Linked DNA regions of Homo sapiens: region 2 is linked to region 1. The links are chromatin contacts, found by Hi-C or POLR2A ChIA-PET in ENCODE. All regions are on one chromosome and are shown on one strand. The core of a region is the stretch at or near the end of the contact, and the rest is flanking DNA. Distances in the headings are between cores, read along the strand shown.

Region 1 (4,749 bases), core at 820-3,319:
AAGGAAAATCATAGGGCAGGAACTCAATAGAAGTTAGGCACTTTTCTCCTTCCTCTTAGAATACACCCTGTCCTTCAGCCACTGCTAGGCTTGTCTTTACCATCTTGGTGGCTGCTGAAAAGCCTCATTGACTGGCTGTGCCCACCTACAGCAGTGGCCAGCAAGCATTTTCTGTAAAGGGCCAGAGGATAAATATTATAGGCTTTGCAGGCCATGTGGTCTCTGCCACAACTACTCATCTCCACTCTTGTTGCTCAAAAACAGCCATAGATGATACCAAATGAATGAGTGTGGCTCTGTTCCAATAAAACTTTATTTATAAAAATAGGCAGTGGGCCAGATTTGGCCCTCAGGCTATAGTTGCCAATGCCTGGCCTCGAGTTTCAAGTCCAAAGCCTCTGCTTTTCTCTCAAGGGACTTCCCTAGCCTGGTCTTACCTTCTTCATCCAATCCAGTTTCTAATTACTCCCCTGAGTGTTCCCCAGTATGACCCAACAGGACTCCCTTTTGGCTCAGGAAGTGTTTAGCTTCCACACCTTTGCCCATGCTTTCCTCCCTGCTTAGAACACCATCCCATTTCCTCTTCACTCTCTTCACCCTTCTAAATTCCATCCCCAGGGAACCTCCTGGGTGCCCTGTAAAATACAAGGCTCAGACCAAGGTCTCTTGATTCATCATTGGACAAGCCCATCCTTCAAGGCTGTGCTCTGGCCAGCTGTCCACAGTGATTTCTCCCTTTGAGGACTCCATGGCCCCTGCTGTTGATGCCAGGGTGGCCCTCCCATGGATCCCTGGGTTGAATTTGTGCCTCAGTCTCAATGAGGAACCCTGGAGGCTCAGTCTTCAACTTTTCTTTTCTTTTTCTTTTTCTTTTTTTGAGATGGAGTCTCTGTCACCCAGGCTGGAGTACAATGGCACAATCTTGGCTCACTGCAGCCTCCACCTCCCAGGTTCAAGCAATTCTCCTGCCTTAGCCTCTGGAGCAGCTGGGATTACAGGCACATGCCACCATGCCCAGATAATTTTTGTATTTTTAGTAGAGATGTGTTTTCACCATGTTGGCCAGGCTGGTCTCGAACTCCTGACCTCAAATGATCCACCTGCCTTGGCCTCCCAAAGTGCTGGGATTACAGGAGGGAGTCACCACACCCAAGCCAGTCCTCAACTTTTCTGTTAATACATGCAACTCACAACAACCTGCACTTTCATCCTGCCTGGAATCTTTCAGTTTTCCTGCATATGTGGGTCTGGAAAGTCTCAGGCATTATCTCTCCGAATATGGCCTCTTTCCCACTGTCTTTTTACTTTTTTGAGGGAGCACAGATTAATCATAGCTTAACCATTCTCATATTTTCCTTGTCTTTTAACCTGTCTCTCAAATTTTCCATTCTTTGGCTTCCCTGATGCATTTGTGGTAATTTCTTCAAATCTCTCTTCTCATTCATTAATTCTTTCTTTATCTGTGTGTCAAGCACATCCATTTAATTTTTAATTTCAAAGATTTCTTTTTTTCTTTTCCAGAAGTTCTACTTGATCCTTTTATAAACATCTGCCTGTACATTTTGTTGTCCCTTATTCCTCGATCCTTTGTTTCTATTCCATCATTTACTTTTTTAATACCTTGTTATTTTATAACCTATCTGATTATTGTATTATTTGAAGTCTTTGACGATCTAAATCAGTGTTTTTCAGCTGGGGGCAGTTTTTTCCTCTAGGGGACATTTGGCAATGTCTAGAGACAGTTTTGGTGGCATTGACTGGAGGTGGCAGTGGAGATGCTACTGGCATCTTGTGGGTAGAAACCAGGGCTGCTGCTAAGCATCCCCACAGTAAAGGATTTTGGTCCGAAATGTTTATAGCATTTACATTAAGACATCCTGGTTTCAATCTGTTGCTTGTTGGCTCTGCATCTGCACTCTTGCTAATGGTGACTCATTGCTTGGTCTTGAACTCCTGACCTCGTGATCCGCCCGCCTCGGCCTCCCAAAGTGCTGGGATTACAGGCGTGAGCCACCGCACCGGCCTTTTGAGTGTTTTGTTTGTTTGTTCTCTTTGATAAATCAGACAAAACACTTCTCTACAGAGGAGATTTGCGTTTGCTCCTGCCAGCCACCAGGGGGCACCACCAACCCAGGCCGCCACCCACGTGGGTAGCGTCAACTCAAACCCCCCTCTCGTGTGAAATATTTTGCGAAATTTTGCAAAATTTTGCGCATTAAATCCTGATGCCCTAGAGCTGACTTTCACATGCTGACTTTGAATTTCCCCACATCGACGCACAAATGAAGATCGGAGACTGCACGTGGTCACTGGCCACGGCTGGTCGGCCGGGAGCCAGGGTTTCAGTGGAGCTTGAGGTTAGTCCATCCTGCACCACGTGTGTCTGCATGTGACCATGTCATAGTGTGCTTCCTGCATCAGGTCCTGGAAGTGAGACAAAAACAGAAAGAGGCCAAATGCTGGTGATCGGAACTTTCCTCAAATCCTCAAACCAGGTCCCCTGTGGAAATAGGCGGATTCCATCCACCCGGCTGGCAGGGAAGTGCAAATGACCTCTGACCTCCTCTTCTCTCCTGGTCTTCTACTCTGGAGTCCAGGAGCGTATGTCAAGCACACACCTTTTCCCATGCTTCTTGTATGTGCAAAACAGACCTCAGGTACCAGGCACTCAGGTGTTTTTAATTCAGGGACTCATCAAGCCAGCCCGGTGGGGCTCTGTAAATCCAGTTAGAATTAGCCAGAGCTGGCTGACAGCAGTGCGTGTACCCATCCCTACAAAAGGCAGTTACCTGGCTACCAAAAGCCACGTTTTGCACTCAGCACACACTGACCCTGGTGTGGTGTCCTTTCCCAAGGCGCCATCTTACCCAGCCCATGCCCTCAATTAGCCTTCCTATTCATGATACAGTTAGTCCAAAGATGGAAATCACTCCACATGACTAAGGCCAGGCCTCTGGGACAGCACCGCTCTGCTCCCTTGACTTGGGTTCATCCACTGTGTGCTCAACTATGACAGGACAGACTGAAATGAAAGAGCATTATGCAATCAGAAATGGCTTTTAAAAGGAAAGGCCTAGTGAGGGGTCTTGCCCTTATCCACAATTCCAAGATCCCAAGAGTTCTCAAAACCAAAAATTTATTTTGTCAATTTGGCACAAACTCACGTGGCAGCAGAACTGGAACTGAACTGACCTGTGACTATTTGTAGTGTTTATATTCAGTAGAAATATTCATGCATTTTGCTGTGGAAATGTTGTGTGTTGATTGCAAGGTGCTTCCCCAGAATGCTAGGAGTATTGTGTAACATACAGATTTTGCACAGTGGCACCTACTAACATCATATTTCTGATTTTCAGCACACATCGGTTCCCAGCGTTCTGGATAAGGGGTTAACCCATGTTATTTACTAACTTTCAGGAAAAGATTCCCTATCCCTGCCACACACATAAGAATACATTTGAATGGGCAGGGCATGGTGGCTCATGCCTGTAATCCCAGCACTTTGGGAGGCCAGGACAGGAGGATTGCGTGCATCCAGGAGGTCAAGGCTGCAGTGAGCCATGATTGCACCACTGCTCTCTAGCCTAGGTAACAGAGTGAGACCCTGTCCTTATGCACTTAAATGTTTGTCAAATGTTTTCAAGTGCATGTTGGATGACAGCAGTGACTGTATGTAGAATGATTCATACCTCATGATCATGGTGAGGTAAATGTACAGGGATTTGAATGGGACCCACTTCTTTAGGTTCCTTCACCCCGTCCCATGATGCTGGACATCTATTAAGCACTAACCGTGTTTAGTGATTCCTTAACAAATCCTTAGCATTAGAGACTGCCGAAAACCTTTTTTGTTTGTTTTTAAAATTACACCAAGAATGCAGGAACACTATTTTATTTTTTTGTTTTTTTTGAGGCTGGGTTCTCCCTCTGTCACCCAGGCAGGGTGCAGTGGTGCAGTCTTGGCTCAATGTAGTCTTGACCTCCTGGGCTCAAGCAATCCTCCCACTTCAGCCTCCTGAATAGTTGAGACTACAGTGGTGGCACAGACCACCACTCCCAGCTAATTTTTCAGTTTTTTGTAGAGATGGGGTCTTGCCAACTTGCCCAGGCTGCTCTCGAACTCCTGGGCCCAAGTGATCCACCTGCTTCAGCCTCCCAGAGTGCTGGGATTACAGGCGTAAACTACTGTGCCCAGCTGGAACACTCTTATTGTATTAAACTGGTGCAAATGTAATTGTGATTGTTGCCATTAAAAGTAATACCGTGGGCTCAACTTTTGCCATTAAAAGTAATACTGTGTGCTCAACTTTTGCCATGAAAAGTAATGGCAAAAACTGCAATTACATGTGCACCGACTTAATAAAAGCAATACTAAAAATATACAATACAATATGAGAAACTTCTGCTTTACCAAACACCCTCACATCCCCCCGTCCCCAAAGTAACCCTATCAATACTTAAGGTACATTTTTCCTGTGCACTCTCTGAATACTTATATAGGTATGTATGTAGCTGTATACACTTAGGTTTTATAATAATATAAATGGGATTGTGCTATGCTATATATTATTCTGCATTTTGCTTTTGTTCACTTATAGGTCCTTTCATATTGGTGTATATAGATCCACTTCATTCTATGGTACAGAAATACCATAGTTTAAATAACTTCTTTTGTATAGGTTTCTAGAAGTCAGATTGCAGTATCAAAGGGCATGCAGTTTTAAATTTTGATAGGCACTGCCAAATTGC
Region 2 (5,164 bases), core at 2,656-5,155, 130 kb before region 1:
CGTGGTGGCTCACGACTGTAATCCCAGCACTTTGGGAGGCCGAGGTGGGAGGATCACCTGAGGTCAGAAGTTCGAGGCCATCCTGGCCAACATGGCAAAACCCCGTCTCTACTAAAAATACAAAAACTAGCAGGGTGTGGCAGTGCAGGCCTGTAATCCCAGCTACTCGGGAAGCTGAGGCAGAATTGCTGGAACCTGGGAGGCGGAGGCTGCAGTGAGCCAAGATCATGCCACTGCACTCCAGCCTGGGCAACAGAGTGAGACTCTAGCAAACAACAACAAAACAACACAACAACAACAACAAAAACAACCAAACAAAAGAAACAACAACAATAAAAGAACAAAACCACTTCAAAGTTAGTGTTTTGAAAAGATTAATAAAATAAATTTACCAAGATTGACTGGAAAAAAACCCAACAACCAGGCATAGTATTTGGAATGAAAAAATATCCCCAGTTTACAAGAGGTCCATATCATTCTTAGTTATTTTACAGATGAGATTTAAAATTCCTTCTAACTTCAGTCTAAGTTCTTCTTGGCAAACCTGAGCCCAGAGACTAATGTGATTTGCACATGGACAGAGAATCGCTGTGCTTATCTGTCACGTCTTGCACTTGCCTGGCCTTCACAGCAACTTTTCCTTTCACTTGGTCTGCCATTTCTACAGGAGAATTATTCCTTTGAATCTGAATCCAAGGCACCTCTTAAAATAGGTGAGTATTGGCGATGGCTCATGGCAGGCGAGGGGGTGTCTCAAGATTCCCTTCTGGCCCATTCATATGACCCATCTTCATGGAGCCCCTTTACTGTATATTGGAAAGACAAATGTGGTAAGAGTGAAAAATTACTGATCCTACCCTCTAGTAACAGTTTCCCATAGAGAGGCAACTGTCTTTGGAATAATAGTGTGGTAAGCCACTGGGATAGAGGGGGAGGGTGCATATAGGAGTCCAAGCCACAGGAATGATGTGTTAAGTTGCCATGCATGAGAACATGAAAATTTGGTTTTTACTCATTGGAGGGCTGGGAAGGGAGGATCAGAGGAGAAGAGAGGGAGAGAGAGGGCAGTCAGAGGGTGTGAGGCTGGGGACCACAATGGGCTGATGTGGTCAAGATCTTTTCTCTAGGGGGCTGGGGTGGCTGAAGAATTTCTAAGAATGAGGCTTCCTACTCCTTTGTCTCATTATGTGTGAGATGTTGCAATGTGGCATGCCTCTGTCTGTCTCTTTACTATAAAACATTTTCAGTTAACCCACCTCCCTCTGCAATGCTTCCTGTGAAATTGTAAAAATGGAAGTCTAGTGGTTTGCCACTTCAGGTTCCAGAGTTAAAGAGAAAAGTGAGCAGGAGCTTAATGTCAGTGGTGATCAGGAGAATGTGAGCCCACTGGGAGCTGGCAGACATCTTGTAGGGGAGAGCTTTGAACTTCTGGGTGAGGAAATTGTGTTTGTACCAGTTATGATTGCAATTTTTGACAAGTAAGAGGAAAAACCTCCAAAGAGAGGTTTGAACAATCAAGGGGCTGGTACAGTGTCTGGAAGTTGTCACCAGGGTCCCAGGTTCCTTTTCACTTGCTGTTCTACCTTTGTGTGCAGCTTCTGTCCTCTTGGTTGCATGATGGCTGCTCCTCCTCCAGACATCTCGCCCATGTTCCAGGAAAGAAGAACAGGGAGGGGAAAAAAGGACAGATGAATGAATGTATCCTCTTTTGAAAAGCTTTTCTGGGAGTGCCATCCAGTGACTTCTGCCACATATGGGTCACGTGGCCACACTTCGTGGTAAGAGAATCTGGGAAGGAGACTATTTTAGCTGGGCTTATTGTCTTCCTGAACAAAATCAAGATTCTATCATTAAAGATGACTTGGAAAATGGCTGTTGGGTGGGCAATTGGCCGTGTCTACTGCAAACTCATCTAAACTAGAACTAAGTGGGCTGGGAGATCCCAGGAATCATCTGGGTTATATGAATAAGACAGCACTTGAGGACTTCACAATTTAGAAGGGAAGACAGATAAGTAATTGGAACAACAAGAACACTGAATTACGTTTTAATATAATGTGGTTAGAGGAAGCAATCGAAGCAAGCACAGGAGGCTTTGAAGCAGAGGTGGGGTGGGGAGGAGGCACAGGAGCAGGAGTTAATCACAGGACAGTGTGTCTATCGCATGAGGTGGGGTGGGGAGGGAAGAGGACGTCCTCTGCAAAGGGGACCCTGTAAGTGAGGGATAGTGTGTGGAATCACAAGCCGTTTTGTATTATGGGGACCAGTCTAAGGTGGGAAGGGATGGGGTGTGAAGTTGGAGACATCCGCAGGGGTCGATGGTCAAGGTTCTCTCTGCCTGGGTACGAACCTTGGCCTTCATTCTGAAGGCTGAGGCACTGAAGGGTTTGAAGCAGGGAGTGGCCTGGTCTGAACTGTGTTTTGCATAGCCATTCCGGCAGCGATGTGGGGGTGGCTTTGCTTAGACAGAAGGCAGAGAGGTAGGGGGTGGGGAGGCATCTCTGAAGACTCTCAGGATGTAGCAGGAGAGTCTATACTGCCTGTCCCAGCTCTGTAGTCTGGGTGATGAGGTTTGGTGGTGCTCTTTACTAATTTAGTCCAGGAGGAGGGGCAGGGGCATCCCTGGGCAAGGGGAATAGGGATGCGTGCTCCTAGTTCTGTATGGAGTTTGGAGAGTGAACTGGAATGAGGAGTGCCAGACCCAAGCAGATCTTCTCCGTTTTTAAAGAGGAGGAAATAGCTCTGAGTGGGACAACTGAATTGTCCAACGTAGGTCACGCTGAGAGGTGACAGCGTGCTGGCAGTCCTCACAGCCCTCGCTCGCTCTCGGCGCCTCCTCTGCCTGGGCTCTCACTTTGGCGGCACTTGAGGAGCCCTTCAGCCCACCCCTGCACTATGGGAGCCCCTTTCTGGGCTGGCCAAGGCCAGAGCCGGCTCCCTCAGCTTGCGCGAGGGAGAGGCGCGAGCGGGAACCGGGGCTGCGTGCAGCACTTGCGGGCCAGCTGGAGTTCCGGGTGGGCGTGGGCTTGGAGGGCCCCGCACTCGGAGCAGCCGGACGGCCCTGCCGGCCCCGGGCACTGAGGGGCTTAGCACCCGGGCCAGCGGCTGCGGAGGGTGTACTGGGTCCCCCAGCAGTGCTGGCCCACCGGCGCGCTGCGCTTGATTTCTCGCCGGGCCTTAGCTGCCTTCCCACGGGGCAGGGCTCGAGACCTGCAGCCCGCCATGCCTGAGCCTCCCACCCCCTCCATGGGCTCCTGTGCGGCCCAAGCCTCCCCGACGAGCGCTGCCCCCTGCTCCAGTGCCCAGTCCCATCGACCGCCCAAGGGCTGAGGAGTGCGAGCGCATGGCGCAGGACTGGCAGGCAGCTCCACCTGCAGCCCTGGTGCGGGATCCACTGGGTGAAGCCAGCTGGATTCCTGAGTCTGGTGGGGACGTGGAGAGTCTTTATGTCTAGCTCAGGGATTGTAAATACACCAATTGGCACTCTGTATCTAGCTCAAGGTTTGTAAACACACCAATCAGCACCCTGTGTCTAGCTCAGGGTTTGTGAGTGCACCAATCCACACTCCCTATCTAGCTGCTCTGGTGGGGCCTTGGAGAACCTTTATGTCTAGCTCAGGGATTGTAAATACACCAATCGGCACTCTGTGTCTAGCTCAGGGTTTGTGAATGCACCAATCAACACTCTGTATCTAGCTATTCTGGTGGGGCCTTGGAGAACCTTTGTGTCCACGCTCTGTATCTAGCTAATCTAGCGGGGAGGTGGAGAACCTTTGTGTCTAGCTCAGGGATTGTAAACGCACCAATCAGCGCCCTGTCAAAACAGACCACTGGGCTCTACCAATCAGCAGGATGTGGGTGGGGCCAGATAAGAGAATAAAAGCAGGCTGCGCGAGCCAGCACTGGCAACCAGTTGGGGGTCCACTGCCGCAGTGTGGGAGGTTTGTTCTTTCGCTCTTTGCAATAAATCTTGTTACTGCTCACCCTGGGTCCACACTGCTTTTGTGAGTTGTAACACTCACTGGGAAGGTCTGCAGCTTCACTCCTCAAGCCCGGGAGACCGCGAGCCCACCGGGAGAAACGAACAACTCTAGACGCGCCGCCTTAAAAGCGGTAACATTCACTGCGAAGGTCTGCAGCTTTACTCCTGAGCCAGCGAGACCACGAGCCCACCAGAAGGAAGAAACCCCGAATACGTCTGAACGTCAGAAGGAACAAACTCCAGAAGCGCCACCTCAAGAGCTGTAACACTCACCGCGAGGGTCCGCGGCTTCAGTCTTGAAGTCAGTGAGACCAAGAACCCACCAATTCGGGACACAATACCTATAATCCCAGTACTTTAGGAGGCCAGGGCAGGCGGATCATCTGAGCTCAGGGGTTGGAGAGGAGCCTGAACAACATACCGAAACCCCGTCTCTACAAAAAATACAAAAATTAACCGGTTGTGGTGGCCGGTGCCGGTAGTTCCAGCTAGTGGGGGACTGCGGAGGTGGGAGCTGAAGCGGGAGGATCGCTTGAGCCTGGAGGTTGAGGCTGCAGTAAACAGGGATTGCGTCAGGACACTCCAACCTGGGGAACAGAACGATGCCCTAAAAGGCTGGCTGAGCTGACTGGAGTCCAATCTCCTGACTCTCAAGTAAGTGCTCCGCAACAACTACCCGTGGTTGTACAGGTCAGAGTTCAGGGGAGGCTGCGGGGAGAGAGACAGAGGAGGCTCTGGAGAGGGAGGGGTGAGGTCACCTGGGGTGACAGGGCACTGTGCAGAGACTGGGGGCGGGGAGGAGAGGAGCTGCCAAAGACGTTACCTCGACTGCTGTGGTTCTCAGAGAGCTCGGGAAGTTAGCTGTGGGCTGGGGTCGAGGGGGGGAGGGGGGAAGGGGATTTCCATCTGCGGATGGAGCGCGTTCACAGAGGGGACCAGCGCGTCCCAGCTACCCAGCTCCCAAGTTGTCCAGTCCCGCCTGGAACCCAGAACCCCTTGACGCTGAAACCCTGCGCTCCTGAGAACTGCTGCTGCCGGGGGAGGGGTCCTCACCCGCGGGGCTCGGCCTCTGGTGCCCGCCGCGGCAGCGACCCTGCTCGGGCTGGAAAGGGGTCCACGCTCGGTCCGCAGGGGGCGCTGCGCACCGGGGCAAAGGCGCGGCGCACCCGGGCAAAGGGGAGG

The links. A loop is a pair of places that touch in the nucleus more often than their neighbours do. ChIA-PET counts read pairs that join two places held with the same protein, here RNA polymerase II (POLR2A). Pooled maps may share reads with other maps.
Region 2: a map of CD4-positive, alpha-beta T cell shows a loop between it and region 1 (2.3-fold over the local background). The contact joins the promoter of LINC02204 here to the enhancer-like site in region 1. A Hi-C loop is called at or near these places in 1 of 168 maps with a recorded cell type or tissue (CD4-positive, alpha-beta T cell) and 5 of 50 pooled maps. POLR2A ChIA-PET finds 5 or more read pairs at or near these places in 1 of 52 experiments (activated CD4-positive, alpha-beta T cell).

What each region holds. Positions count from the first base shown.
Region 1 is chr15:70,457,743-70,462,491 of GRCh38, reverse strand. No RefSeq gene overlaps it. Among named protein-coding and RNA genes, the nearest start is that of LINC02205, 46 kb to the left of the region's middle. RefSeq lists enhancers at 1,681-2,180, 2,354-2,423. Within about 2 kb of position 2,069, at least 6 of the 41 ENCODE cell types and tissues checked have a DNase peak (open chromatin) inside an H3K27ac peak, as active enhancers do.
Region 2 is chr15:70,585,347-70,590,510 of GRCh38, reverse strand. LINC02204 (long intergenic non-protein coding RNA 2204) reads left to right here and starts at 3,905. Exons shown (of 2, transcript NR_135691.1): 1 at 3,905-4,636. RefSeq lists an enhancer at 3,987-4,931.